Regions from separate parts of the Mus musculus genome. Here region 1 is linked to region 2. Evidence: chromatin loops called from intact Hi-C (ENCODE). Cell type or tissue: heart. All regions are shown on one strand. Links, peaks and the distances in the headings refer to the core of each region. The heading gives the core; the rest is flanking DNA.

Region 1 (15,835 bases), core at 4,793-12,792, 54 kb after region 2:
GGCACCCCAGTTCTCCTCTTTTTCAAGCCCCTAAACCAGAATCAAGCAGAAGTCCCGTTCCCAAGAGCCCACGCTTCCAAACAAGCTAGAAGCGGATTATACCGGTACCCAACCCGGAGATGGCCCGCGGCGCGCAGGGTGCACCTGCGGCCCCAGTGCCCTCCCCCCGGGCGCGGAGGGCGGGGCGCAGGGCTCCCCTCCCTTCCCCGCCCCAACCCGCGAGCACCCCGAGTGGCCCACCCGGAGCGGGACGGAGGCGGATGGGGAAGCGTTTCTGCAGAAGTTCAAGGGCTCCTCTCGCCGGCTCCGGGCCAACCAGGCCAGACACCAGACACCCACCTCCTGGAGGACTCGGAGCCACCGCGATAGGCAATCTCCGCCCCTGCGTTCGCGCGCACGGAGGCCGAGGCGGGAGCGCGGCAGCCGGCACCCGGCCCGCGCAGGGCCCAAAGCGAAACAATGTCCCAGCACGGGGTGGGGGGGCTTGGTCGCACTCCCCGCCCCAGGGTCCCGAAGCCCTCCGGAGTTCCCGATCGCAGCCCCGGGAGCAGCCGTGCTCCCCCGCGGCGCCGAGAGGCCGGACGTCTGCGCGCCCCGGGGCCGCTCCACCTGCGCCCTCCCGGCCAGGGTGGACCGACGCGCACCCACCTTCGCGGGCAGCCCGGGCCGCGCGTGCGGGAGCTTAGGCGGAGGCGGGAGGCGGCGGCATCACCTGCGGCGGGCGGCGGCTGCACCGGGACGCGCCCCGGAGGCGCGCGGCGCCCTGGACCCTGAGTCCGCGGCCCCGCCCGCGGCTGCCACCTCTAAGCGCGGCGGAGGAGCCGGGGCACCCCGGGCGGCGGCAGCGGCGGCGACGGGAGCAGCAGCACATGACTCTGTAACGAGGGGAATTAGACAAAGCGTAACATGGACTCCAGGCCCGTGCAGGCGCCGCAGCTCTGGGACCAACCGCAGCCTGCGAGCGCCGCGACTGGCCGGGTCGCAGCCAATGGGGCGGGCCCGGGCCTCCATGTGATTGCCTGCTCTGGGCCCGCGCACCCCGCCGCGCCTGCCTAGGGGGTCGGTCCGGCTGACCCGAGGGGCTGGGTGGCCGGGAGGTGACCGGGATTCTGGGCTGGCTGCTTGAAGCTCAGCAGGTGCACGAGGCGGAGAAGAATGGCCGCCGAACGTCGCCGGAGGCGCAGAGCTTATCTCTTTCAAGCGCACCTGGGCAGGGCATGGTGCCAGGCTGTCTGTTCCCTTGAAGCAACCGGGCTGGGCCGGGAAGCTTCGTCTGTGTTGCAGTTTCAGGAGGCTGTTCTGACCACTAAAAGCTGATCGTTGAGATTGGGAGAACGGGTGCGGGGTAGGCATTAAAAAGTCATCCAGTGCCTTCCAACTGGGAAAAAGCAATTACCTGGGATTCAGGGCTCGTGCACCTAACTTAATGTCTGCGCAAACAGATTTCTCTGCTAACAATGCCTTATCTCGTACGTTTTATTTTCAGCTGAATCGGGACCTCCCTGGTCCCAGTCGTTTAAGCCAAAAACGTCGTGCGTACGAAACAGGCACTTGGGAAGTTGTTCTAAAAAAAGTTTCCCAACTCGATAGCTTTCCGGTGTGTTTTTGTTGCCGTGCGGGTGAAGTTTCCTTAGTGTTCTTTTTTTTTTTTTTTCCTCTGTGGAGAGATGAGGGCCAGGACACCAAGTCAGTCAGGGTAATTATTTTAGTTCAATCAAAACAAACGATTCCTCCCCATACTTCAGTATCTCCTTTCATCTGAAACCTCACGCTTCTGGGAACTCATGCCCAAAAAGATGCCCTCCAGATTCATTTATCATCCAACGCTCTTAAAGAAGGCCAGGATCCTACAGAGAGAGGCAAAAAGGAAAATGTTTTTCTGGGCTCCCAGATGGTGACAGTGGCCCCTAAAAGGTAGAAGTAGGCCGCCCAGACATGGAAGAAGAGGCCAGGCCTTGAGGGCCAACACCCTCCCGCTGAGCAGCCCCAGGCAGTTTTAGATGGAACCTCAGCCTTTTGTTTGCTTCCCGGACCCTCCCGGACTGCAGCCTCTCCAATTCCCTACACCCTGCCAAGGAGGAAGTGCGTGGGCAGCCAGTGTGTGGCAGGTGATGTAATTACAGCCCTGGGTTTGCTGATCTAGGAGGTTAGAGGTTTTCATGCTCCTGACAACTAATGGTGGGACGGCTGGATGAAAAATGTCCTGCTGTTAAAATCAGTTTAGAAAAGTTTCTCCCTTTGCAGAACCACCACTTGCTTTTTCTATCATCTTTTTTTTTTTTCAAGCTGATTCTAGAGGTTTGTGGTTTTTTTATGGTTTTATTATTGGTATAAATTAAAAGGTAGGCCAGGCAGTGGTGGCTCACACCTTTAATCCCAGCATTTGTGAGGCAGAGGCAGGCGGATTTCTTGAGATCGAGGCCAGCTTGGTCTACAGAGTGAGTTCCAGGGCAGCCAGGGCTATACAGAGAAACCCTCTCTCGAAAAACCAACCAAACAAAATCTCAGCACTAGACTGGAGTCAGGAGAAGGATCAAGATTACCCTCAGCTACATAACCAGTTTGAGGCCAGCATGGGTGACATGAGGTCCTGTTTCAAAAAACACTCTCACCCAAGCCCCCCAACCCCCTCCAAATATTGGTATAAATAGAGAAAGCAAAGAACTGATCAGCCAGCCTGTGTGCACACCACAGAGAGAGAACACATTGTCACATGCTGAATGTGAGATCAAGTTTGACAAATTCTTCTGAAATACAATTTGGAAATTGTGTTTTCTTTTTGAGACCAGGTCCCCTGAAGGCCAGGCTGACCTTGAACTCCTGATTTCACCTCCAGCTCTTGCTGAAGTTGCAGGAAAGTGAGTCACCATGCCCAGCCAAAACGTGAGGAAAAAAAAAAGATTTAAAGATTGATATTTAATTATGTGCGTTGTGCAGTCTGTGTGTACTTTTACACAAGTGAAGCAAATGCCCCTGGAGGCCCGAGCTGTGAGCTGCCTGGTGTAGGTGCTGGGAATCAAACTCTGGTCCTCTGTGAGCAGGCACTGAGCCATCTCCTCAGACCCTCAATGTGGACACTTTTTGTTTTTTTTATGGTTTTTTTAGTTTTATTTATTATATCTAAGTACACTGTAACTGTCTTCAGATGCACCGGAAGAGGGCATCAGATGGTTATGAGCCACCATGTGGTTGCTGGGATTTGAACTCATGACCTGTAGAAGAGCAGTCAGTGCTCTTAGCCACTGAACCATCTCTCCAGCCCCATGTTTTTTGTTGTGTTTGAGACAGGTTAAACAGCACTGCCTGTCCTGGAATTCACAGAGATCTGCCTATCTCTGCCTCCCAGCTGCTGGGATTAACTTCATGTGAACATTTTTGAATGCACAACTCCACATCTAGGAATTTTTGCTTTCAGTACATATATGCAAAAGTTATATGTGTGAAAAGTATTTAACACGTGGCACCTGGAGACACAGCTTAATTGGTAGAGTGTTTAACTAGCATGCAGGAAGTTTGGGACTTGATCTCAAATACACAGTACTCCAGGTATGGTGGCACATGCCTGTACTTCTAGCATTTGTGTGGCAGAAAACTGGAGAATCAGAAATAGGAGGTCATTCTTGGCTATGCAACAAATTTGATGAAAGCCTAGGATACATGCAACATTGTCTCAGAGAGAGACTGTATAGTCATCATAAGCCTGCTGCTCCATGCACATCTTCCCCCTGTGTTTTAATTATAATTTGTCCTTACCTATACTATAGTATGCCTGCAGACTCTCAGTCCTACTGACCTTCTAACCAGAAAGGTGTCCTGCTCCTTAGAGGTGAGATTTTTACATTATTTTTCCATTATCAAGTAAAAAAAAAAAAAAACCTAACATGATAGGCCATAGACATACTAATGATCTATAAGCATATCTTTTTAATGTATGTGGAAATCAAACTTTACAGATTTGTCCCAGATATGCTGGAAAAACAACACCCCCACCCCCCCCCCGCCCCCGGGGAAAAAGGGCCGAATCTGGTTACACTTGGGTGTTCAGATGTAAACAGCATAGACCATGGCAGGAATGTGATTTATGACAGTGAGAAAATGTGTGGAAGGGCTTAGCCAGGAACCTAGAACATAGGTGTCATCTAGTATACATATTTCTACATAGCAGAAGTATGACAAAATGTCTGCCCTGTTGTGAGTCTTCTTACAGCACTGCTAATGTGCGAAGGAAACCACCGTGCAGACATAGAGATGCTACCATCACGCACTGTGAGCTTAGCCTCAGCCAATGGTAAAGCAAGACCTCATCCGGAGTGCCTGAGGTGGTTGCAGGTAGCCCATGCCGACCTGGAACTTCCGATGTAGCCAACGGTGGCCTTCGTCTTTTGATCCTCCCATACAAGTCTCCCTAGTGGCAGGACAGAAGGTCAGTGCCACCACTCCTTGCTTTATCTCCGCCTCTACTTGTTTGAGGTGGTTCTTCTTTCTTCTTATCTTCTCTTTAAGTGGATTTAAGCATCTCACTTCTTAGGTTTATATAAATAAACCCTTAGCCTTGCAGTAGGTGGCAAATCCGCTCCCATCTTCACAGCTGAGGACGGTTCAGAGATGGAGGCCAGAGTATGACGGGCGGAAAGGAAGCGGGCCTGGGTGGACCATGTTGGGTAACTTCCTATGATGTAACACGTTGCCAGACTGCTATAGTTAGAAAGAGTGTGTTGAAATTGAAACCAGAAAGACTAAGACATGTGTCTTAGCCAGAGAGAATGAGAAGTGGATTTGCACCCTTCTCAGAGGGATTCCAAGATTGGCAGGTTTCAGCCAGCCTATCAAGGTAAGCAGGCACTTTTTCTTTTCTTTTTTCTTTCATTTTGTTTTGTTTTGTTTTGTTTTTCGAGACATGGTTTCTCTGTGTAGCCCTGGCTGTTCTGGAACTCACTTTGTAGACCAGGCTGGCCTCGAACTCAGAAATCTGCCTGCCTCTGCCTCCCGAGTGCTGGGATTAAAGGCATGTGCCACCACGCCCGGCTCAAGCAGGCACTTTTTAAAAAAGATTTATTTATTATGTATACAGTATTTTGCCTTCACATATGCATGCCTGTGGATCAGAAGAGGGCACCAGATCTCATTATAGTTGGTCATGAGCCACCATGTGGTTGCTGGAAATTGGAAATTGAACTCAGGACCTCTGGAAGAGTAGCCATTGCTCTTAACCTCTGAGCCATCACTCCAGCCCAAACAGGCACTTCTTAAATTGTAGCCCAGAAGTAAATATACCATTTCAATAAATTAACGGGAAAACAACAAATCAAAAAACAACAAGTTCAGACACCTGCAGATCTGTCCATGCAGGCTCTGACTTCCTGCCTGCTACAATCCTAGCTAAAAAAAAAAAAAAAAAAAAAAAAAAAATGGTGGAGTGGTGGCAGAACTGGAGTGGAGAGGGGAAAAAGAGCAGAAAGGTGATCCTGGTCACAGATGTCCCCTGAGACTGGGTGGGATGTAGGGCAAGAGACTAGAGGGGCTTTCAGTAAGAATGGGCACTTGTGGGGCTGGTGAGATGGCTCAGTGGGTAAGAGCACCTGACTGCTCTTCCGAAGGTCCAGAGTTCAAATCCCAGCAACCACATGGTGGCTCACAACCATTTGTAATGAGATCTGACTCCCTCTTCTGGTGTGTCTGAAGACAGCTACAGTGTACTTACATATAATAAATAAATAAATCTAAAAAAAAAAAAAGAGTGGGCACTTGTGCATCAGTTCAGGGCATAAAAATTTTCCTCATGACATCCTCTACCCATTTCTCTTCTCGAATTTGCATCTGAATGCCTCAAGAGATTCTTTGTACCCAATCCTACCCATTTTTCTCTTGATTTTTTTTTCCCTGAAACTAGCGCAAACTTAAATGACCAGAACCTCGCATTTGGTTTCCCTTCAGAGCCTGTTCCTCCTCTGGGCTTTCTTACACTTCTCCTCAGTAAATGGTAAGTCGGCCCTCGGTGCTGCATGGACTGGATGCTCTGAAGGCATTCTTGACATTTTCTCTCACTGATATCTAAAGAGTCAGGAAATCTGTTAGTTCTTGTCATGGCTTGAATATGAAGAGTTCCACACAGGCTCATGCACTGAGGCCGTGGTCTGCAGCTGGTGACATTCTTCTGGGAGGCTTGTGGGGACTTTAACAGATGGGTCATTGTTGGAGGAAGTAGGTCACTGGGGGACATTCACTTGTGGAGTATCTTGGCTTCCTTACCGTCCCTCTACCCACCTCCAGCACCTGTGAGGTAAATAGCTATGTTCTACTATCCCATGATGCTCCTCTGTTCTCCTATCCCTGCTATCCCATGATGCTCTGTTCTACTATGCGTACTTTCCCATGATGCTCTGTTTCATCACCAGCCCACAGCAGTAGATCCACATGACCGTGGCGTGCATGTCTATAACCCTGAGCCAAAACAAATCTCTCCTCCTTCAAAATTCTCAGGTCCTTGTCACAGCAACAGATATTCTCTCCCCACCACCACACACATGGACACACACACACACACACACACACACACTCCTACCTCAGCCTTCTAACTAGTCTTTTGCTGTAAAGTAGCAACAGCACACTGAATGAATAATAGCCTCTCCCTGAGACTTTATCGCCTATAGGCATTTTAGCTCAGAACAAACCTCACTTTGTGCAGTGACACAATTGACAAAGCATTTCTCAGAGTGTCCGGCAGCACTTCCTCAGATACCCCACTGACCTCATGTACCATCCCTTGTTGTGTCAAAGTTTCCTCCTAGAAATACTCCCTCCTACCAGGAAGCCCCTTTAACCAGAAGGTAAACACTCAGAATAGCTTCTAGCAGTCCAGGGTCACTGGGCACCCCCCTCCCAACACAAGCAATAAAGAGTCCCGTCTCAGACCAGCCAAGATGCTGAGAAGACTCAGAGATCAGACCTGGAAGACTCGGAAACCAGCCCAGCCTCCTGGAAGAGGTTTAAACCAACCAAGTCACACGAGAAGGCCACTTGCCACCCAGCTGAGCTTCCTGCAGGCTCTACACTGGGCTCCAGATTCCCAGCTTCTGTGACCTGCCACTCATGCTGGGGTGGTCTTTGGTGATGCAGCTGCCTCTGAGTCATTTCTGCTTCTGTAGGTAATGCCTCATATTTCTGTGAGGACACCTCAATAAAACTTACTGCTTCACCAATGTGGACTTTGCTGGTGTCCTTACTGTGGTCTGTTAGCAACCTCCTATCTGGGATGAGTAGACATGTATGCACATCTCCCCAGGAATAGTGTCATGTGACACCTGGAACCTTTAGACTCAGACCAATTACATGTGGATCCCGTGTCCTTCTCCTGTTCAGAACTGGTGCATGAGGCTCTTCAGCCTCCATCATCACATGCACCAACTCCCACTCCATCATCACATGCACCAACTCCCATAATATACTCCCTCATGCTCTCATCTGTGTGTTTATATCATCTGTCTGTATTTGCCATCTCTTATCTTATGCACTACCTAATCTATACACATGTCTGTGACCCATTGTGTCTAGCTCTCTGGAAGACCCTAGTAGGGTCTTAAGGAGTTAAAGACATGGTCTTACCAAGGCCTTAAGGAGGAGCTAAAGAGGAGTCTAAACCACTCACACAGGAGAAAGGCCCAGAGACCCTTTTCCTGGAAGTCCGTCATAGCCTAGGATAGCCACCTGCATGATATTACAAAATAGGGATTTCATCTTTGGCCTCATGTCCTGTCGCACATCCCGCAGCTTTAGAATTCGTGGAAGCCACGGATTGTTGTTGGCTTTCATTCCTTCTGTGCCTGTGCTGAGATGTGAACTGACCACTGGTAGTTTTTAAGTAGCTTTCCAAACAGGAGCTGGTCACCTGGAAGAAAGAGGGCTGGAACTCCGGTCTTCATTTTCCCTGATGCCTGTGACTGAAGCTGGAGGTGACATACCCCCTAATGATCAATGACTGAACCACAAACGTGTGTGAATAGAGTCTCAAGCCACCCTCCACCCCAAAGAAATATTCAACTCTCAGATCAAGCCGGCATGGCTACAGAGGTCTAGAAGTTCTGACCCGGTACTTCCCTGCTCCACCTCATGAATCTCTGTTGTTACATGATTTTCTCCACAATGCACCACTAAGTACATTCCCAAGATCCACGAGTCCTGGCAAATTAAACTCAAGAGGGGATTATGGGGTCCCAGCCTGTAGATGCTCGATTAGAAGCATGGGCTACAACCTGAGACTCGATACTGGCATCTGAGGCAGCCTGGGGACTTGGCCCCCAACCTATGGAATCCTATGCTACTCTATAGATACTCTTTGGGGTGAGTTGAATGAGATCAACGATCCATGGGACCCACTACAGAATTTTTTGGGGAGGGGGGCTGGTAGGGGGATTCCCACACCCGTGAGGTCACATGACTCTTATGTGGACTGAGTAGGAATCTAGGGAAACAGAGTTTGGGTTCAGTGTTGCCCTGTGTTGGCTCTTGAAACTTGATCTACAGGACACACATTTTTAGTTCTTTTCTGCTCCCCACCCCTACCCCTGCCCCCAAGACAAAGACTTACAGATATCTGGCTGGCCTTGAACTCCCCACATGGACAAAAAGGACTTGTGATTGTGATCTTTCAGCCTCTTCTCCCCCAGTCCTGGGAGGTGTACCCTACCACATCTAGTTCACAAAGTTCTGGGGACCAAATCCAGGGTTTGGTGTGTGCTAGGCTAGCACTTTACCAACTGAGCTCCGTCCCTCTCCAGGCCCAGGGGTTTGTGTTGTTTTCTTGTTGCTTTAACTGTTTAATTAATCACCAAAAGTCTAAATACACTTTTTTGCCTTTTTCCGTTATGAGCCCTAGACGTGAGAGGCAACTCAGAAAAAAATATTACTACCCTAATCTCATCTACTCTCGAATAGTTGAAAGAGTTGTATATGGGCTGGAGAGATGGCTCAGTATTTAAGAGCAATGACTGTTCTTCCGAAGGTCCTGAGTTCAAATGCCAGCAACTACATGGTGGCTCACAACCATCCGTAATGGGATCTGGCGCCCTCTTCTGGTATGTCTGAGGACAACTACAGTGTACTTACATATAACAATAAATCTTTTTTAAAAAAGAAAAGAGTTGTATGCATCAGCCATTCGTACTTCATACACTCCATCAGAAAAGCTCTGTCTTCCAGGCACAAACTTTAAAACGGGTGCTGTCCCTCACAAATGTCTCCTTTATTTCTCAGCATTCTGAAAGTCATTTCTTTTAAGTGAGATGACCGGGCAGCCCTTCAGGCCCCTGTGGTGAGCACCCCCATCTTCTGCACAGGAATGCTCAGAATAGTGTGGATTCTGAAGACAAATCCTGCTGGCTGGCCGAGTTTTAATGCCAGCCTGGTTCTGGGAAGATGGGCTGTATATTCCAGCCTACCCTCCCCCTCTCGCTAGACCTCACACACACCACAAGCAGATACACACTATCTGAATATCACACACTGCAGTCAGCAACTTCAGGCCCCATTAAGGACGGGGATATGCCAATGGCAAGAGTGGCCAGAGGACTTTGAAATGATTGGCAGTCTAAGCATGAACAGCAACTGGGCTGTAGTGACTTACCCGGCAGGACCTGGATGGTACTTCAGCTGAAGTCCAGAGAACAAGTGCCCAAGCCATCCTGGCAAACAGCGCAGTTCATGACTTGGATCCTGAGGCACTCCGCTTTGACCAGGGTGAATTCCAGAGTTTGGGTGGATGGGGCCCTGTAGTGTTTATTGTCACAGTGTCTTACCCTTTGTAAGAGCACTTAAACTCTTTCTCTTGTTTGCTTTGTTGGTGATGTCAGGGGTGGTTTAGATATGTGAGGATCACGTGGTAAGTGAACAAAAGTCCGAGGTGCCAGTTGTCTCTTCCATTGGCCTCCTTCCATGCCTGCTGGTGGCTGACCAGCTGTGGAGATGAAGAATGGGAAGTGTGCAGGTGTGGGGTGCTTGAAGCTGCCTAGGGTGGCCACGAATTCCCAGTGCTAATTCCCAGTGCTGGGCTCTTCCCCCCTTCAGTTGCCATCTGAAGCTGGGACTGACTTCCCTGACTCCCTCACCTACATCTTGAGTTTCTTTTAGATTCACAATGAACCCCTGTGTGGCATGAGTGTGATGTGTGGAGGCCGCCACCCAAAAATAAACTATTGCACCGACGACAATGAGGGAGAAGGCTGCCTGAGTAGGCCTGCCAGCCAGCCTTCATGTTCTGTAGCAGTTCTTGGATAATGTCTGCAAATTTTCTTTCTCTGCACAAAACCAAATGGGACTGATTAAGCTTCTCTGGTGTAATTTTTAAAAAGAAAGGACAAGCTAAAAATAACCTAAGAACAAGTCCTAGAAGCTTAGTGCTATCAGGAAGAAGTGAGGATGAGGTCTGTGACAGCTTCATAAAGGACATTCACACCTGCTGGGTGGGACAAAGACCACACACACACACACACAAAGGGGAGAGTACTGCTTCCAGGGTCACACTGAGAAGCTGGTTTCTCTCCTCTCCTCTCCTCTCCTCTCCTCTCCTCTCCTCTCCTCTCCTCTCCTCTCCTCTCCTCTCCTCTCCTCTCCCCTCCCCTCCTCTCCTCTCCTCTCCTCTGTTTTCTCTTCTGTCTTCTTTCTCTCCTCTCTGTCTCTCTTCTTTCTCTTCTCTCTCTCTCTCCTCTCCTCTCTTCTCCCTCTTTCTTCTTTTCTCCCTCTTTCCTCTCCTCTCTTCTCCCTCTCTCCTCTCCTCTTCTCCCCTCCTGCCCCCTTCCCTTCCCTCATCTCTCCCTCCCAGACTAGTTCTCATGTTCCCCAAGCAGGCCTTAAATTCCACACGTAGTAAAGGATGGGACTTCTGACCCCCTTACCTGTCCTGCACTCTGTGCTGAGATCACAGGTGTGTGCCCCCATGCCGTTTTCTACAGTGCTGATGATCAAACCTAGGACTCCGAATACTAGCAAGCACTTACAAACTGAGACACATCCCCAGGCCTTTGTGGGTATAGTGCACCAGGGCGTGAACCCAGGGCACTCGGCCTGAGTGGGCTCGAATGTGCATATGATCCAGCTCTCCTCTGACAATTGTCACCAAGGCCTCGGTAGTGATGCCAACCCCACCAGCCCCCTAGGTCCAGGGTTTTCCTCCTTGAAGCACAGTTATGACAGAGCTGTTGTGCAGAGTTTGCAAGTGTCCAGTGATAACTTCTGTGACCCAAGATCTAGTCAATCCCTGCCCTCCTTACCAGAGAGCAAGCAGTGTTATCCTAGCAGGTCATGGATAGGCAGAGACAGACTAAAACCGGGGCAGCCCCTTGACAGATGGGATAGGGGGATGCATGTGCCAGTCTGGGGACCCAACTGCGAGCCTGGGAGTCTTTGGAGCCCCAGGAGACTCTGGTTGCACAAAGGCCTCAGTGTCAGGGGAGCTGGCTTCTGAGTCTCTGAAAGCAGAAGGTAGGAGCTGTAGCCACTTGGGACTGGAGTCAAGTGTGCTTTCTTTTGCCTCTGGCTTGTGCTATGGGCCCCTTGATGGCTTGCAGAATAATTCACCCCAACAGGTACAATCTTATAGGTGCGACTTTAGACTTAAGTGGGTATATTAGAAACCATTTTAAGTTCTGATAATTTATCATACCTTGCCAGGATTTATTGATACTGTCTGTCTGTCTGTCTGTCTGTCTCTCTCTCTCTCTCTATATATATATATATATACATATATATATATACACACACATATACATATATATATATACACACATATATGTGTGTATGTATACATATGTATATATGTATGTGTATGTATATATATGGAGAGAGAGAGAGAGAGATTATTTCTATGTACACCAGAAAAGGGCATGAGATCCTCTTACAGATGGTTGTGAGCCACCATGTGGTTTCTGGGAATTGAACTCAGGACCTCTAGAAGAGCAGCCAGTACTCTTAACCACTGAGCCATCTCTCCAGGCCCTTGGAGTGTTTTTTTAATTAAATTAATTTTAAAGTTTTCATCCAAGTGTTTACTGTACATTGAACATATTCTGACCCATATTCTGTCATCCTGCTGTTTCTCCAACCCATGTGTCCTCTTGTCCCTCTAGACAGTTATAAGTATCCAGATTCTCTTTTTAAAAAAACGTGAGCCAGGGTGGTTTAATCCTGGTACTTGGTAGGCAGGCAGATCTCTGTGAGTTTGATAATAGCCTGGTTTACATATCAGGTTCTAGGACAACCAGGGCTACATAGAGAGATACTATCTCAATAAAATAAAATAAAATAAAATAAAATAAAATAAAATAAAATAAAATAAAAATAAAGCCACACACAGAAAACAAGCAAACAAAAGCCAAAATAACCAAAAATTACATGTATTTGTGTGTGTGTATGTGTGTGTGTGTGTGTGTGTGTGTGTGTGTGTGTGTGTTGTGTGTGTGTGTGTGTTTACATGCAAGTGAGTTGAGGTCAGATATCCATGGAGACCAGAAGAAGGAGTTGGGTCCTCTGTACTTACAGGAGCTGTAAGCTGCCTGGTGCGGGTGTTGGGAGCCAAACTCAGTCTCTGGAAGAACAGCAAGTGCCCTTTACTGCTGAGCTTACTCTCCATCTTTAAGTTTTTTCTTCTTTTTGGTTTTAAAAAAAAAAATCCCACTGTGTACACAGAGCATATTTTCTTTATGCATCCTCTGTGGTTGAGCACCTACGTTCTAGAACTTGAAAGTAACAAATGGTATCCAGTATAAATTGGTGTGCTAATGAATCTGTGTGTGTTTGTCATTTTATTTTATTTTTATTTTTTGGCTCTTTTACTTTGATTTTGAGAAAGGATTTTGCTATATAGCTTCAGTCTGGCAATCCTCCTGCCTCGGCTTCAACTTATCTGCATTATCTTATTTACTCACTAGCAGTCCTAAGTGCAAGTCCTGGGTAGAGCACTTGTTATCTGTGTCAGGCAAAGGACCCTCCCCTGGTTAAATTATAATTAACTCCGGGTGCTAGGACGGAAAGCTGTAAACAAGGCTGCTCTGACAGCAGACATTGGCTGTCTTGAAGTTTTGGAGGTGAAGTCCAAGATCAACCTGCTAGAAGGCTCACTGTCTTGTGACATCTTTACCCTTAGGTTGCTGTTGTTTGCTTTTCCCTGTGTCCCCACATGGCCTTTGACCATGAGGCATTCTGCGATGCCTCATCTTAGGGCACTAGTCCTACCCTAACCGCCTTATTTAGCCTCAGTTATTCTGATAGAGATTCCTTCTCCAAAGCTGCTACACCACGCTGGGGATTAGGGCTTCATGTATGAACTGGGGGCGGGGCACAGACATTTAGCATTATGAGTAGGTTCTTCAGCAGTAAAATGGAAATGACTGGTGCTTGACATTGGGGAGAGCTCAATAACATGAGCAACGTGCTCAGGAGAGGCCCGGCCCGGAGCACCATCCGCACGGTCTCCAGGGTGGCCTTGGTATCAGTCCACCTGGAAACTCGCTGACTCTCGGTAGCATCATTAGCAAGGGGCTAAGGTGGCCCAGCAGACGCTTTGTGAAATCTACAGCCTGGCTTTGTCCCATCATCCTTCAGGGCTTCCCAAGGCCTTTTTACAGACACAACACACAATGTGGAGATCAAACATGGACTTCCCGTATGCTAAGCAAGCACTCTATTGACCAAGCTACATCCTCGCACAATGTACCAATGATAAGATCCAGAGTCATTTGAATTCTCCCAAGAGTGGGATGGAATCATTTCTTCTTTCTTGCTAACAGTTAAACACACCGACATAGGGATCTTGAGATGGCTCCGTCGTAACCATTACAGGTTCAGTTTCAGGAACTGGATGTGGCTTTTGATTATTTTTCTTTAACGTTAGGGATCCAAACCAGGACACACACCAGGCACCTGCTTTGTCAGTGAACCCACTTCCATATGCATTCTGATTCTCCAGGGTCTAGCATAGCATCAGTCACATCCAAGGACGAAAAGAAATATGTGTCCAGTTCAACAACACTAGATCGACAGGGAAAATGAAGGTGGTGAAATAGCTATGACGTCACAGCTCCTCTGGGGGTCCCACCCTGACTCCTGACCACAGGGTGGCACACTTTCCGTGCTTATATAAATCAAGATAGTTCAGCTTTTAAAAAGGGAATCCTGTATCCTAGGCTGGCTCTAGACTCACTACACAGCCAAAAATGGCGTTGGTTTTTTGTTTTCCTGTTTCTACCTCCTAAGTGCTAGGATTATAGGCTTTCACCTAAATCGGGGTGGGGGTGGGGGTGGTTAGAGCCTTGTGCCCTCTAGGCGAGCCACCTTTCAACCGCATCCCCAGTCCTACAGCTGCCACTTTTGAGAAACAAATGTGTAGAAATGAAGCATCCTGAGAAAATGTTTGAAGTAGCAGTAACAAATGCAAATCTGGGTGGATGGCGTAATACAGAAGTGTGAACTCATTCAAATGAATGCAAGCAGAGGCACCCGGACTCAGAGCTCACCAGCTACCCACACCGTAATCATGATAACCACTCAGGATGCTTAATAAATGAACCGGATATTAACCCAGCCTTGGGATCACACTGTGTATAGGGCTTGGCGCCTACAAATAGGACTTGAGGTGTTTCTGACCCCTGCAAAGAATTATGAGCCAGTGTGAGGCAGCATTTAGGAGCTCCCCTTGCAGCATAGGAAGCCCTAGGAGTCAGGGTCAATACAGAGTCCTCTAAAGACACACAGAGGAGTGCTAAGAAGACCTTGGGTGGGGTGGCCGTGGGGTGGGGGAGGGGAGCTCACTGGCCTCAGAAATGGCAAGAGAAGGGGGAAGGCACTTCCAGTTAGCAAGTGTGGAATGGAGCAAGAGAGAAATCCAGAAAGGTATTTGTGACTGTGACTGCAGGGAGACTGGCCAGCCAGGAGTCAAGGATGCGGAACAAGGGAGTTTCGATGTAAGAATCTTTTTTTTTTTTTTTTTTTTTTTTTTTTTTTTTTTTTCTCGAGACAGGGTTTCTCTGTGTAGCCCTGGCTATCCTGGAACTCACTCTGTAGACCAGACTGGCCTCGAACTCAGAAATCCGCCTGCCTCTGCCTCTCAAGTGCTGGGATTAAAGGCATGTGCCACCACTGCCTGGCTCGATGTAAGAATCTTAAAGAGTTCTGCAAATGAAGACACTGACTCAAACATCAACTATCCATGCCATTTGAAGAAGGCAGACAGTAAAATGCTCCTGTACTTAGGACTTTGAAAACATCGCCATCGCTCGCTTTTAGTATAACTTCAGTTTCTTCCTTCCCCCACCCCCCACCTCCGGTCCCACTCGTTCCGGCCCAAAGATTTTTTAAAATTTTATTTATTTATTTATTTATTTATTTATTTATGAATGATATGTAAGTACATTGTAGCTGTCTTCAGACCCACCAGAAGAGGGCCTCAGATCTCATTACAGATGGTTGTGAGCCAATGTGGTTGCTGGAATTTGAACTCGGACTTCTGGAAGAGCAGTCAGTGCTCTTAACCGCTGAGCCATCTCTTCAGCCCAGTTTCTTAATCTATAAAGCGGAGATAATTATACCAGTCCTGTTTTACTGAGATCTGAGACTAAATGGGAAAGGTCATTCCATTACTAGGGTGGGGCTGGTGTGGGGCTGGTGTGGAGCTGGGGTAAGGGTGGGGTGGGGATGGGGGTGGGGTGGTGATGAGGTGGGGGTGGGTGAGTGGCGAGCACTGGTTCGTAACCCATCAAGCAGCCCGTGACATTTGGCCTGGAGATGCTATCTGTAGATTTTTATTGCTCATTTCCTGTTTCATCCTTGCGTTGCCAGGTGTCTAGCTGCA
Region 2 (15,835 bases), core at 3,570-11,569:
GTCTCCAAAAAACAGAGAATTAAATACCAAACAAGCTGGGGGGCTCAAGTTCAAGGCGGCGTGCACCTGGCAGAATTGAACCCTGAATAAAACCTCTCTATGCAAAATTACAGTTTTCTAAGAAGAAACGACCCTGAAAAATTTTTCCCATGACCCATCCCCTCAAGAACATTTTTTTTAATATTTCAAAAATTCGCAGAAACCGGAACAAAGCAGTTTTAAAATCTCAAAGGGTCAGAGCTGGCTGGGATTGGTTTAAGAATGCATAATACATGAAAGACACCGAGGCTCTCTTCATAAACACAGCATCTTCATACCAAAGTGCAGAAAAACAAGGGGAAAAAATTAAACTAACACAGACCCCAGAAAACATCACATGAACAGAGATTCATGTCTGGCCTGGTCTGTAACAGACATTTCTCAAATGGACAGGCTTAGTCTTCGTGGGCTAAGTAAAAGAAGAAGAGAAAGGAAATAGGGTCATTCTAAAAACCAATAGCAGCGAGAGACAGGAGACCTTCAATAATAATCCAGGTATCCAGATTACAAATTAGGCAGGCAGGCAGGCAAGAGCCCCGGAGGCTATTCTCGCCCTCGGCACCCCCCACACACATACATACACCTATTTACACACTGCACCCTGCGATGCAATTTCTCTCAATTGCTTCATCTCCTATATTTTCATTAAATGAGTATTTATTATGTTGCTGCAAAAAAGAACCAAATGAAAATTCTTATTTTGAAACAGCAAACTTTTATGAAAACCAAAAAGAAACATGGCTTCAAATATGTCACCCATGAAATCATAGGAAAAAAACAGCTTAGCCAGTAGAAGGCAGGAGTAGGAAGGCTGGCTCCAGGACCTTCCAGGCCACACCCGCTTCCTCATGACAGACAGTAAAGACTGTTAAAGAGGGCAGAAATTACAAGGGGGCTCAGGCTCTAGAACTCTTTCGGGATCTCCTCCAGTTGGAGCAACAAGTTGCTACAATGTACCTGTTAGTTTGCTTCCTTCTGGGTTTCTGAATCGACCCCACCATGCGGTTAGGTGAGTGAATGTAAGGGCCACAAGAAATTTGGCTTTAGCAATGACAGAAAATTCAAAAAAAAAAAAAAGTATCCATTCCTGTGACGGTTTCGGTGGATCTGAACGTGCCCATTTTGTACTGCATTTGCAGTACATAGGCTGTCTGTCACACTGTGCAAGGCCAGCAACCACTGACTGAAACGCCCCTCAGCGGCTGTCATGTTATGAACTGCAGTGTCTCTACTGTGCACACATGGAGCTGTCTGCCCTTACAGAGACAATGCTGGAGGCACAGAAGCCAGCTGGGACTTCTCGTATTTCCTACCATCACTCAGCATGTATCACCCTCATCTATCTTTGAATGTTATCCTGTTAGAATGTTAGGTTTTAAAAATGGCTGTTCCCGCCGGGCGGTGGTGGCGCACACCTTTAATCCCAGTACTTGGGAGGCAGAGGCAGGCGGATTTCTTTTTTTTTTTTTTAATTTTTATTTTTTTAAAGATTTATTTATTTATTATATGTAAGTGCATTGTAGCTGTCTTCAGACATTCCAGAAGAGGGAGTCAGATCTCCTTACGGATGGTTGTGAGCCACCATGTGGTTGCTGGGATTTGAACTCTGGACCTTCGGAAGAGCAGTCGGGTGCTCTTACCCACTGAGCCATCTCACCAGCCCCAGGTGGATTTCTGAGTTTGAGGCCAGCCTGTTCTACAAAGTGAGTTCCAGGACAGCCAGGGCTACACAGAGGAACCCTGTCTCGAAAAACAAAACAAAAACAAAACAAAACAAAATAAAAATGGCTGTTTCCAGCTTGAGTTTTATTAAGACCGTCACGTGGATTTTCGTTTGGAATTAGGACAGAATATCCAAGAATCTCTGAAATGTCCTTAAGCAACACTGTCACTTTGAGGTACATATTCTTGAAAAGCAAGTATTAATCTCAAAATAGTAACAGACTGTGGAAAAAAGCATTCAGGGAAAGGGGTGCAGGATCAGAAACTTCAGCATCCCAAAGCCATGTGGAAGGGGTAACTGCACAGAGCTTTATAGATCCGCCAAAGGCACCCGCACTTTCCCCGTTCATCAGAAGGGCTAAGGCTTAGGGGTCCGTTTCCTTTCTCTCTGTTCCTCACCTGCCTTCCCGCAGAAGATCATCTGTGGCGGATGAGGTTCTCCAATGTAACTTCAAAAGGAAAAATGAGGAGTATTGAAAGAATTTCAAAGAAAATCTAATCGAACAACTGTAAACAAACTGCTATGGGTAGAGGAGGGCAGACACCTTTAACCCCTAAGAGGCAGGTGGGTTTCTGAATTTGAGGCTAGCCTGGTCTACAGAGTAAGACTGTATCTCAAAAGTAAAAGCCAAATAACTGGAGTTGTCCAGCAAAGTAAGGAAAGCGTTCTGGAGTTGGGAACTCACAGGGAAAGGAGAGGGAGGGGAGGCTAGCTTGTCTGTCAATCATTTCACGAGGGAGGGACAGACAAGCTAGAGCCAAATCTGTGTTAATCTTTTAAGTTTTGCTGGGCAGTGGTGGCGCACGCCTTTAATCCCAGCACTTGGGAGGCAGAGGCAGATGGATTTCTGAATTCGAGGCCAGCCTGGTCTACAGAGTGAGTTCCAGGACAGCCAAGGCTACAGAGAGAAACCCTGTCTCGAAAAAACAAACAAACAAATAAAACCAAAGGAAAAAAATCTTTTAAGTTTTACCATAAAAGCTTTAATTCATAATGTTTCTGACTAAAGAGAGATTAAAGGAGGCAGAGGTTCTGATGTCTTCTAGAAAAGCTTAAATTGCACGTTTCTGGTGGGGTATAGGCCTGCCTGAAGCACCGCGTCTGTAAGTTTGACTGCCCACCATCAGTGCACAAATGGAAAGTTTGGCTAATGAGTGACCCCAATGTGCTGGGCTCGTCCACAAAGCAAGACTAAAACTTGGGAGACTATATATTTAGAAGCTGTAAAACGTCTGCTCTTCCAAATACACGAATTATGAGTTAACACTGAAAATGGCAAAGAAGTCTAATTCTGAAACTACCTAAAATATCTTATTTTATTGCGCTGGATGTGAATGAAGTTTTTATAAAAAGAATATTAAAGTCACTATTCTGGATACAATCTGGAGGACCTGCCACCCTTCCGCCGAGGTCATCTCAGTCATTTCAGAATTTCTCACTCTGGTTTTCACAATGTGCTATTCCACTTACATCTAGGGCTCACACTGGGCGAATGTGGCAATTTGGACCACAAGATGTCTTCCTTCAAAGAGCAAAGGATTAGAACAGGCAGGGAGGCAACCATGAGGTAGCCCATGAAAGACTACTCTGAAATGAGCGCCTGCCAATCTTCTCCCCAGAGTGGTCATTAAAGCATTACCTTCGCATATACAAAAGCAAAGCCATCAAGCTCTTGCTCTTTGGTTGTGAGAGCTCTCTGCAGATTATTCTCTTCCTCTGCATTTAACATAACAACAGGTCATTTTCCCCTCACTCACAGCCCATCACAGCTGCAAACAGCAGGTTAAAAACAGGGGAGAAACCAATGACAGCACAGCCTCACAGCCCCAAAGGTAAACTGAGGCAGGAGCAAGGCCTAGAACCCTCTCCCGTATCCCTCTGGTAATTCAACCCTCCCACAAATGCTATCTCTATTCAGGACCGAGTATGAAAACGAAGTCAAATTCACTCCCCTTACCCTCAATATCTACCGAATGGTATGAGAGGATTTTATTACAAATAACAAAACCTCGTTAACATTTCAATATTCTCTTGAAGTATCCCAAGGGCTCATATACCTGTAAAACATCTGCTGTAAAGTATTTTACTGGAAAATGGTGCCATTTTGCTCACAATCCCTTGAATAGCAATTATCCATATATGTAAGCCCAGGCTATAGGTATAGTATGTAGCTGTCTGTCACGGATGAGGCCTTAGAGTCAATCTGCAATACTTCAAAAACAGTAACAATGGCAGTAAACGGAGACCATCAATCTATTGGTATTACACCATGCTAACTTCCCCAAACCTGAGTTTGGATTTGTCTTCTATTAGGAACCCAAATAAATCCAGAAGGGAGAATAAACACACACACAATGGCAGCCATCATGATTTTCTCAAATATTTTTATTTTCCTACTATCTAGACAGCCTTATATTAGTCATTACCAGCCATGCCTTTCACAGGTGATGCCCCCAAACCTGACTCCTTCAGCAGGTTCATGTCCCACCAACCCAAGAGCTGCACATTTATAAACAAAACTAAACAGTTAGACATTGTATGTGAAAGGTTACGTTTTTAAGGCAGCAAACGTTATCATTCTCGGCTCTCATTATTTTTCAAAAGACGGGAAAGAGTCACAAGGCAGTTCTGTGCCATTCTGAGAGAGAGAGGGAGAGAGGGAGGTAGAGGGAGAGAGGGAGAGACAGAGACAGACAGACAGACAGACAGACAGATCTGCGAAGAGTGCACAGATTCCCACAGCCTACTGGGCTCCTTCTCACTATATAGACTGAGAAGGAACAGGAGTGATAACAACGAGAGGCAACCAACTCTGTCATCTTCCTGTCCAGAAAGTGGAGGTGGCCTGAGACCCTGTGCGCACCCCACATGCCAAAGGCAGGGCGTATATTTAGAGCCAAGCAGAGTCTCAGTTTACTTGATTCTGGTTTACCTCGTCTTCTCAAAGTGAAATGAATCTGGTTCATTCTGGTAATAAATGTGACACTGATTATGTCTAAAACTCCGATAATACAGGAAGCTTTTTTTTTTTTTTTTTTTTTTAAAGCAGAAGTCTAGAGGGCTAGAGAGATGGCTCCGGTTGTTCAGAGAGGAGATTTCTCTTGCCAAGGAACAGGGTTCAGTTCCCAGCACCCATGTTGGGCAACACCTGCAACTTCAGAGCCTGGGGATGTGACATCTCTGGTCTTCCAGGGCATCAGCATTCACATGCATATATATATATGAGATATATTTTTATATATTATAATATACTTATATACAATATACCATGTATTATTATGCAATATATAATATGTATTATATAATATGATATACGTGTATGTATGTGTGTATATATACATATATATATATATATACACACATACATAAAATTAAAAGTGAAAATAAATCTAAGAACTATCTATCATCTTACCACCAAGCAACAATATTCTTACTATATTCATGGACAGCTTTTTAATTTTATTCTATGCATTATCACATATGTAATTGTCTTTATGTATTTATGCATTCTATGTATATGAGTGTTCTACTTTCAGAAGAGGGAATCAGATTCCATTACAGGTAGCTGTGAGCCACCATGTGGTTGCTGGTCAACTCAGGTCCTCTGGAAGAGCAGTCAGTGCTCTTAATCACTGAGACAGCTCTCCAGCCCCCAATTTTATTTTATTTTATTTTATTTATTTATTTTAAAGCAGAAGTTAGTCAGGCGGTGGTGACACGTGCCTTTAATCCCAGCACTCGGGAAGCAGAAGAATCTATGAGTTTAAGGCTAGCCTGGTCTACAGAGTGAGTTCTAGGACAGCCAGGGCTACAAGGAGAAACCCTGTCTCAAAAAACAAACAAAGCAGAAGTTGATGGCCAGCAAGATGGTGCAGTAGGGACAGCACTTGCTACATGAGCCTGATGACCTGAGTTTGCGCTGCAGAACTTGTGTGAAGGTCTAAGAAGAGAACCGACTCTAAATGATCACCCTGACTCTCATCCATGCACCGGGGCATACATGTGTGCATATGCACTTGTGCGCAATGAGAGTACCCTGTGAGAATGAGCATGCGTATGTGACATGAGTGAAAGACCCTAATGCATTAAACCAATCAACAGAAGAGACTTCCACCAGTCAGGCTGAGGGGAATGGCAAGGCCTGCTCCAACTACAGATGTTGACGGTTTTCAGAGAAGTACCAACCCTCCTCCTCCTCCTCCTCCTCCAGGAGGACTAAAGCTTAAGACTGCTCCTCTCCAGGGACCCTCTGGAGATGAGCTAACCTCATCCTCCTTCAGCTTATATTAACAACTACTGAGTTTCTGGGCTGCTAATGAATCTCCATCAAGAACGCAGGGCCCGCCAGATCCCAGCTTTTCTGTACATGTGTGTGTCCGTCATTCCCTGGTCCCAGTCAGGTCAATCCTAAAGCTGTGCATGTCCCTGATAATAATGAGGAGGAGGAGGGGAGGAAGTAGGGGAGGAAGAAGAGGAAGAGGAAGAGGAAGAGGGAGAATTATTATTATTATTATCATTAAGGTGGTGGCGTCAGTTATAAACTCTAAAGTAATCACTAAGTGCTTTTTAAAAGAAAGTATGGTTAAGTATGGCCATGTGTGTTTGTAATCCCAGAGACAGTCAGAACAGAGGACTGTGAGAGTGAGCAGAGGCCTGAGGACTGAGAGTGAGCACCCACCTGAGGACTGAGAGTGAGCACCCACCTGAGAACTGAGAGTAAGCACCCACCTGAGAACTGAGAGTAAGCACCCACCTGAGAACTGAGAGTAAGCACCCACTTGAGGACTGAGAGTAAGCACTCACTTGAGGAACAAGAGTAAGCACCCACTTGAGGACTGAGAGTGAGCAGACACCCACCTGAGGACTGAGAGTGAACAGACACCCACTTGAGGACTGAGAGTGAGCACCCACCTGAGGACTGAGAGTAAGCACCCACCTGAGGACTGAGAGTGAGCAAATGCCCACTTGAGGACTGAGAGTAAGCACCCACCTAAGGACTGAGAGTGAGCACCCACACACCTGAGAACTGAGAGGGCGTGGACGCCCACCTGAACAATATAGTGAGAAACAACAAAACCATCAAATAAACAAAAACCACGTAAGTCAGCCAAGGGGTAGCCAAGGTCCAAGGCAACAACTAAAGAGCAACTTCTAACATGGCAAGCACTACCCTTCATCACTGAGCCCATTCAATGTGAAAGACTTGGGTATGCTTCAAACTATGTACTGGTAAGGTAGGGGAAAACTCTACATAAGAAACCCACTAAATACAAAGACTTGGGTCAAAAGTAAAGAGACCGAGAAACAGAACAGCTTTGGGCTGCTCTGGGGTCTGCCGTCACCTGTGTCCACGTTTGCTCTCCGTGCTTGGGATGGAGCCGGGCCGCCTGCAGGCGACACCTGTGCTGCACCACTGCTGAGCTGTGCCCGCTCTTTTTATCCTCTCTTTTTCTCTTTCTTTTCTTCTCCTCTCACCTTCCCTCCTCCCTCCCCCCCCCCCCCCCCCGTTTTTTATGTTTATTTTTCGAGACAGGGATTCTCAGTCTAACAGGCTGGCCTCCAACTCCGAGATCATCCTGCCTCTGCCTCCCAAGTCAAGGGTTATAGGCGTGCGCCACCACTGCCTGGCTCTCTCTGCCTTTTCTTAAGAGACAAGTGGTGCTGGGGTGTGGTTGGTGGGGGGAATTTAGTTTGTTGAAAGTATAACCCTACAAAGGTGCTAATTATACAAAATAAATTGGCCTATTGTACACCAAGGACAGGACAGAGAACTACATGTGGAATCCTATCTCTGGAAATAAGTATCAATAAACATCCTATTCCCACCTAAAGTAGACAGACAGCCAGACAGACAGACAGACAGACTCATATATAATTACTGTCAGAGGCTTCATCCTCAACGGAGCTCAGTGTGTGAGCTGCTGACCCTTTTCTACCAGAACAGCATGAAACAGCTTCCTGGGCTACAGAGTTTACCTCCAAATAGATGCGTGTCTTCTTAGTCACTGTTCTAGTGCTGTGGAGAGACACCATGACTAAGGCAACTCTCAGAACAGAAAGCATTTAATTACAGGCTGGCTTACAGTATCAGAGGGTTAGTCCTCGATCATCACGGCAGAGAGCATGGAGCTGGAGAGGTAGCTGAGAGCTAAAGATCCATAAGCAGACAGGCAGACAGACAGATACACAGAGACACACTGGTCTGGCACACATAGGCTTGTGAAACATCAAAGCCCACCCCTAGTGACACAGTTCTTCCAAAAGGCCACACCTCCTAGCCCTTCTACTGAATGAACAGTGAACTATATGGGGCTATGGGGCCAATCTGATTCAAACCCCAAGGCAGAAAGGCAGATGGTGCTCTGTCTCCCCAACTGTGATGTCGGGTGCCCATTGAGCATGCATACTAATCAACTACATCTTAGACTCCAGGACACAGGAGGGAGGACACTGAAGCCAAGAACAGCTCAAGAACACTCAAGGCATGTCCAGGTCTCTCTCTCTCACACACACACACACTCACGCACACACACACACACTCACACATACACACACTCTCTCTCTCTCTCTCACACACACACACACACACACACACACTCTCTCCCCTCTCACACTCACACACACACACACACACACACACACACACACACACACACGCCACGTGCGCATTCTCACACTTCATGCTAAGCTAAAACCTCCACAGCGACCGTGGATGGTATCAGACTTGACTCTCTGAGGTCACAGAAGCGACTGGAAAGCTCCCACTGGGCGAGGTGCTGGAATCTTTGATCTCCACGGCCCTGAGTTCACACTCGGGCTACTGGGTTTATTTTGAGGAAGTGTACTCTTCCTGTTGTTCCTCAGGAAATGGGAGAATGCATTCAGAGACTACGGCCTAAGTTCAAGACGAAATGGTTTTCATTCTTTCAACTTCTGCCTCACTTTGAAGAATATTTAATTATGAGGGGAAAGGCTCTGAGAAACTAGAGAAGAGGCGTGGCGATGGAATCGGCTTCTCAGCCTTAAATGGGTGAATTTTGTAAGAAATAAAACACATTTCACTGAGTCTGTTACACCCTGTTTCTTCTTCCTGTGAAGAATTTTCCAAGCACTGAGTTGTATAACAGCAAAATGCAGGGGGACGGAAGTACCCAGGTTCCTGGCTCTCTAAGAGCCTAGAGAAAGATTAGAGGCTTACTTGTAAAAAAGAGTGTCCTATCACCTTCGTAGCTTGTTAAGTTATTACAATAATCTCCGAAGCCACTTAACCAGACCTGGGTTCACCTTGTAATGCCAGCCACGCCTCGGGGCCTTAGGGGACCAGCCCCATACTTAAGAGGTGGCTCCAGAGCGGACAATGTCACACAAGAGGAACAGATAACATCCATTGCTTCTCCCTTCTGCCTGTCTCCTTCCCTGGCTCTGACCTCTCCCCAACTGACGCCCAGGACCACAAACAAGTTACCCGCCCCACCCGATCTCATGCGGCCAACCCCCTAAAGACATAGGCCCAGGAGCTACCGTGTACAGCAGCTTCTCTTGATCTGAGCCACTAATTTTTGTCAAATGGTGCACAAGTCTCCCTGCAGTCCCAAGAGCTGCGGGAGATGCGAGAAGACATAAATTTTAATTTCCCCCATTACTAGACAGGAAAACTGAGGCCTCTTGGGGTGAATGACTCCCCTATAGCTGGCACCCCAACCCCTTAACAGTCAGTCTCCAGCTCCCTACCTCCTCCACATCCTCCTGTCACCAACTCAACGCTCAGGCAAGGCCACAGGGTCCTAGTCATAAGTTTACAATGTTACAACACTCAACCAGGACAACAAACTTCACAATCAGCAGCATATTGGGTTTGTATATGCTTAGCCCAGGGAGCCTCCGCACTCTTTGGAGGTGTGGCCCTGTTGGAGTGGGTGTGGCCTTGTTGGACTAGGTGCGTCACTGTGGGTGTGGGCTTTAAGACCCTCATCCTAGCTGCCTGGAAGCCAGTCTTCTCCTGTTTGACTTCAGATGAAATTGTAGAGCTGTCAGCTCCTCCTGCACCATGCCTGCCTGAACGCTGCCATGCTCCTGCCTTGATGATAATGGACTGAACCTCTGAACCTGTAAGCCAGCCCCAATTAAATGTTATCCCTTATAAGATTTGCCCTGGTCAGTGTCTGTTCACAGCAGTAAAACCCTAGCTAAGACAGCAAGATGGCCACCAAGCCTGAAGACCTCAGCTGCAGACATACGCAGAAGAAGAGAACTAGCTCCCTTAAGTTGTCCCCTGACCTCCATAGTGTACCCCAACAGACACATAATAAACAAGTGTAAAAAAAACAAATGTATGACTCTGGCTTCTCCCGATCCAGTGTGGCGCCTATTACTGAGGTAACCTCTGAATGTCTGTCTCAAAGACCCTAACAGCAAATCTGTCCCCTTGCTAATAATCTACCAGCAACAGGAGTAAATTCCTCAGCGTCCTTCCCACTCCTACCCACCTACCTGGCCATTCCCCCACGTTCACATGGAGTTCTCATCCTGTCAAGGAATTGTCCTGACTGCCTTCTAGGTCAACTCCACCATGCACATGAGTACTCCTGAACGTGCCCTCCCCTCTTCCCCGTACACCTGTACATGCCCTCCCCTGCCCCTAGACTCCCGAGCGTGCCCTCCTCTGCCCCATGCTTTCTCAAAACTTTTTCTGTAAATTATTCCCTTTCCTACCCTTTAATCACTTCTCAATCAATTAATCCACCATAAGGGTTAACCATCCACACCTTTAATCCCAGCACTCAGGAGGACGAGGCAGGCACATCTCTACAAGTTAGAGCCAGCGCCTGGTTTACATATGGAGTCTAATACTAGTCAGAAATAGAGTGAGCTCCTGCCTCAAAAACAAACAAACAAACACACACACACAAAAGACAAGTGCCAATCATCATCACGTGCTCCATAAACAGGATGTGCCTGTACACACAGCCAGCCTCCCACCCCCTCCACCCGGCTTCTCAGATCCTCTTCTCTTCCCCTGACAGGATCTAAGCACCGACTGAATACCTGGCGACTTGGCTCCTTACCACGTATGAAAAGGACAACAGCAGTAATTCTCCCACGCAGGTGACTGGAAGGATTAGGTGACTAACTCCTTTCTGTTTGCTCACTCTGTCTTTGATCCATTGGCCATGCCTGGAGGATGTCAATTACATCTGTGGCTAGGCTGATCCAGCCGTGTGTGCCTGGCCTTGTCTTCACATTCCTCCTAGGGCCCACACTTCTCGGTGCCCTACAGACACTCCATCTTCACTTCACACAGACTCAAAGGACCACCATGATGGCTCAGTGGGTGAGAAGTAAGGGCACACGCTGCCAATACTCACAAACAGTTCACCCCACCCTCCCACCTCCCAGAACGTGTTAGACGGTAGGACGGAACTGATGCCTGCCAGTTGTCCCTTGACCTGTGCATGTATTCTGTGGACCATGTGACCCCCACCCCTGCCAAGTATACAAATGAGTGTCAGGAAGTTTTCTAAACAAACTCAGTATCCTCTCCAAACCTGTCCTATGGCTTTCCGTCCTTCCTAAGGACAGCCCAGAGGCAATGGCCAACCAGGAAACTCTCCCCTTAGCTCTTCTGTTTCCTTCCTGACTCCCCTCCCACTTTCTACCTAACCAGACACCAAGTCTTGCCCATAACTATCTCCTTTCTGTCTCCTGTCACTTCAGCTGCAGAGCACAAAGTCTCAGCTGGGTCACTGCGGACCACGGCAGAACCACGGGATTTCTGGGTCTAGTCCCCACACCTGAGAAAGGAAATTGAGTGTTTCTTAAGTCCTGAGACTGCATGACCCCATTGGGATAAAGCCCACATTTCCAGGCTATCACAGAGGACCCTGGATGCAAGCTACACAGAGGCACCTCCGCTTTTCCTCCACATTCCCATCACTCATCCCAGCAACCCTGCCTGTGTCACAGTCACACTGGCTTCTCCGTCTCTAAACCGTGGCTGCGGCTTCCATTAGGACAGCTTTTTCCTCCTCAGCTTGGTAACTTACATTCACACCAAACACCAGCAATTCTTTTCCTCACAAAACGGGAAGACACAAAATCGGCTTCTTTGCGTCTTACTCTCCGTCTCCTGTCCTGGTGTATTCTACCCATGTTGTCTTTAATGCTCGAGTTTTGGTTATTGCTGCACTGTCCACCTTGTGAGCTGAACTTTAGGCAGTCGTTTCTGTGCCTGTCCTGAGTCCAGGCACTTGCCCATTCTCCAGCGCACCCTCCAAACCTAACACAAGAACTAGGAAGGCAGAAAGGGACCTGAGACTTCACTGTTTGGAGCTTGGCAAATATCGTAGTGACGTAGCTTGAATGCCAATCGTATTAGGATAATGACAGGGGAGAGTTTAATAGGAAAGGTGGGTCTGATGGCTGCTGAGGGTAGCCCAGAAGAACCAGAACAAAAAAAAAAAAAAAAAAAAAGGGACCGCTGATCAAGTCCTCCATAAGTAGTAAGTCAAACAGGTGAGATTCTGTTTAAAGCATGGCAGTCGGGAGAGCAACTGGAACAGCACAGAGGTCGGGTTCATCTGTGGAAGGAGGTTCTGGAGGCGGGACAGACACCTCATTTCATCAGACTTAATACAAGCTTAGTGATCATCAGTAATTAAATAAATATCAAGCTCTCTCTTAAGAACTACAATGGAGGGTTGAAGATGTATTTGCTTGGCATTAAAAAAAAAAAAAAAAAAAAGCATAAAGGTGTTCACACCCTAGCACAGCACTAGCCAGGCATGGTGACAGACAACTGTAATCCCAGACTTGGAGAGATGAAGGCATAAGGATCAGAGGTTCAAGGTCATCTTCAGATACATAATGAGTCTGAGGCCAGCCTGGGCTACACAAGACTGTGCTATAAAAGTGAAACCTAAGTAAGGCCAGGCATGGCGGCATGTCGTGCCTTTAATCCCACCACTTGGAAGGTACAAACGTGGATCTCTCCGAAATTCGAGGCCAGCCTAGTATCTACATAGTGAGTTCCAGGACAGCCAGAGGTATGTGGTGAGACCCTGTCTCAAACAAACAAAACCAAAAAACCACGGCCCATCATCTACATGCTCCTAAACCAGACGGGAAAGGACACCACCATCTTTGGACTATGATACCCTGTCCCGAAATATTCACTGAGACCAAATGTATTTACTCCGTGATCGCAAGTTTATTTATAATAAAAATCTAAGCAATGTTCATTTATTTTGCCCAGAATGCAAAAGCTTACTTAATGTAACATAATGCAGTACTCAATAAAATGACATAATGTAGTTCTCAGTGTAATATAAGTTGCAGAAATGAGACCCTGTGTCCTGAGAATGCACTGGAGCAGGGGAAAGTTGGAGTAGAGCAGATTGAAACTGATGCAGTTTCCCCGGTAATAAAGAGACATCTATAATTAACAGGCTTTCAAAGGTATGCCCAAGTATTACCATATCATACCTCATAAAACATTTAAAACCACCCAAGCTCACATAGAGCACTGAACAAGAAAGAGAAACCTCTAACCAAAGACACCACCGCCCTGCAATGAGGACCAGAGTAAAGAAAGCCATGCTGCCAGCAGGCAGGCAGGAACATAAAGAGGCTGAAAGCAAGCTGCCTTCGAATGAGAACTACAGCATGTTCCACATCAGTAGACACATTTACAAAGTGTGCTTATGTGTATAAAGAATTACAGCGGCAGCTGTGGCCACAGCTTAATTGGCCCAGTGTCTGGCTAGCATGTGCAAAGCCCTGGGTTTGATCTCCAGCACTGCACGAGCCAGGTGTGGTGAAACACGTCTCTAATCCCGGCACTGAGGAGGTGGGGATGGGAATTACAAGTCCGAATTTATCACTGGCTACAAGCTAGAGACTAGCTGGGGATACAGCAGAGCGTGTCACAAGTAAAATATAATAAAATAAAAGACTTAAGTCACGCAGACAAGGGCAAGAAGTCAGCTATAAAATAATCTCACGGCTGGGTGTGTAATTCCGAGGGAGAAGGCTTGCGATCACATGGGAAACTCTAGGTCTGATCCCCATTATCACAAAAAAAAAAAATCTAATTAAACCATTTGTGAACTCCTTAACTTACATTAGTATGATAATTATGTAAACAAGATTAAGTTATATAAATGTACCGGCAACAATGAAACAGTGTGTCGAAGGCCCAGGTACACACAAGTAAGTCAACTGAGCAGAACCCACCACGGCCACAGGATGAGAACTGCAGAACTGTATTAGATGGTAAAGTAATGCTGACCCTCAAAATGTGACCCTTTAAAAGTATCAAAATGGGGGACTGGAGAGATGGCTTAGCTGTTAAGAGCACTGACTGCTCTTCCAGGTTCCGAGTTCAGTTTCCAGCAACCACATAGTGGCTCACAACCATCTTAACGGAATCCAATGACCTCTTCTGGTGTGTCTGAAGATAGTTACAGTGTACTCATATGCATAAAATAAGTAAATAAATCTTAAAAGAACAAAAAGTATCAAAATGGGTTCATGCTAAACTACGCTGGATGACATCATCTGTAACCCTAGCACTCCAAGTACGTGGGCAGGAGGATCATATTCAGCCACATATTAAGCTTAAGGTCGGAGTTATTCATTCATTCTTTCACTTATTTTGAGACAGGGTTTCTCTTCATAGCCTTGGCTATCCTGCAACTCATTCAGTAGACCAGGCTGGCCCAAATTCAGGAGATCTACCTGGCTCTGTCTCTCCCACCTGGCTCTGTCTCTCAAGTGCTAGGATTAAGGGTGTGTGCTACCATGCTTAGCTATGAGTCCCTATATGTGTGTGTGCATGCATGCATGCACGCATGCACGCACACACGCAATCTCGCACAAGAAGGGGAGAGGGAAATAATAAAAGTATATAATCCTACTTACAAGTTGTACAGTTTGGGTTTAGTTCTTTTGAGTCAGGGTCTTCCAACATAGCCCAGGTTAGACTTGAACTAGCCTCTAGCCTTCAAGGACGCCTTTTCATTGCTGGGTGATATTTTCCTCTTTGTTGTACATTAAATTGGTGAGGCACAAAACCCTGGCTTCGGAGCTAACCTTGTTTCCAGTTAACTGTTTAAATAATCTAAAAGTAAGTTGCCATTAAAGGATAAGATTCCAGAATATTCCATATAAGTAGATACAGTTCTAGAAAGTAATGTGTCATGTGCAGGTACCTATTCACAGACACAAACACACATACTCTATAAAAAATACTTTCAAGGAAAGGGGAGAGTCAACAGAAAAGAGGAGACATGCCAAAGACATGAAAAGATACTCAGAGAAGGCAATCAATAAAGAAATCTCATCTTCAACAGTGATCCCCAAAAGAAAAAGTTAAACTATGAGGGCCAGTTAGAACCTACCCACTTAGTAACCACAGGAAACCCGCTAGCGAGATAAGTCATAATGGTTCCTAGTCATAAAATCACTGTACACTAATGACGTGGAAGAAGAACAACAGCTATCCACAGCAATGAACGGCACCAATGGGGAGGGTCAGCAAGCCGAGGCAATGGTGGGGAGACATGCTCACACACACCTGCGTGAGAAATGCTCACACACACACACCTGCAGGAGAAATGCTCACACACACCTGCATGAAAATGTAAAAGGAAAACTAAGACACTACGTGATGTGAGGCATGCTGGCCTTTAATCTCAGCACTCAGGAGGCAGAGGTAGGTGGATCTCTGTGAGTCCAAGGCCAGCCTGGTGTGCATAGCAAATGAGACTGTTTTCCCCAAAAGCAAGTAAGTCATTATGGGGCATTGGTAGAGATTAAAAATTGACATTTTATACAATCCCTAATAACATTAGCACAAGCATGTATTATAATCCAGTAAAAATGCTTGTGCATAACTGTTTAAAAAACTCACAGGACTGGAGAGATGGCTCAGTATCTAAGAGCAGCACCCACAGGGTACAATCAATCACAGGGCATCTCACACACTCACCCAGACATAAACATAGATAAAAAATAATAACAAGTCTTTTGAAAAATGAAGCCAATAACTCTATACACCCAGGTTCCTTAGAGAAA

What was found. Peaks named below come from ENCODE experiments on the same cell type or tissue, not always from the same donor. Only the 100,000 strongest peaks of a DNase experiment are listed, where the experiment ranks them.
Region 1: a loop joins it to region 2, with 1.8 times the contacts of the local background. A loop is called at or near these places in 9 of 42 quality-filtered maps.

What each region holds. Positions count from the first base shown.
Region 1 is chr5:105,685,068-105,700,902 of GRCm38, reverse strand. Gm42166 reads left to right here. Exons shown (of 2, transcript XM_017321263.2): 2 at 40-3,874. The coding sequence ends at 1,015. It overlaps Lrrc8d (leucine rich repeat containing 8D), which reads right to left and starts at 934. Exons shown (of 3, transcript NM_001122768.1): 1 at 649-934. In heart, for the core only: a CTCF peak has its summit at 9,071 (motif pointing left); no DNase peak of the experiment used is centred there; H3K27ac peaks cover 686 bases; H3K27me3 peaks cover 537 bases.
Region 2 is chr5:105,738,241-105,754,075 of GRCm38, reverse strand. All of the region lies in intron 2 of Lrrc8d (leucine rich repeat containing 8D), which reads right to left. Among named protein-coding and RNA genes, the nearest start is that of Gm42166, 41 kb to the right of the region's middle. In heart, for the core only: no CTCF peak of the experiment used is centred there; a DNase peak (open chromatin) is centred at 8,525.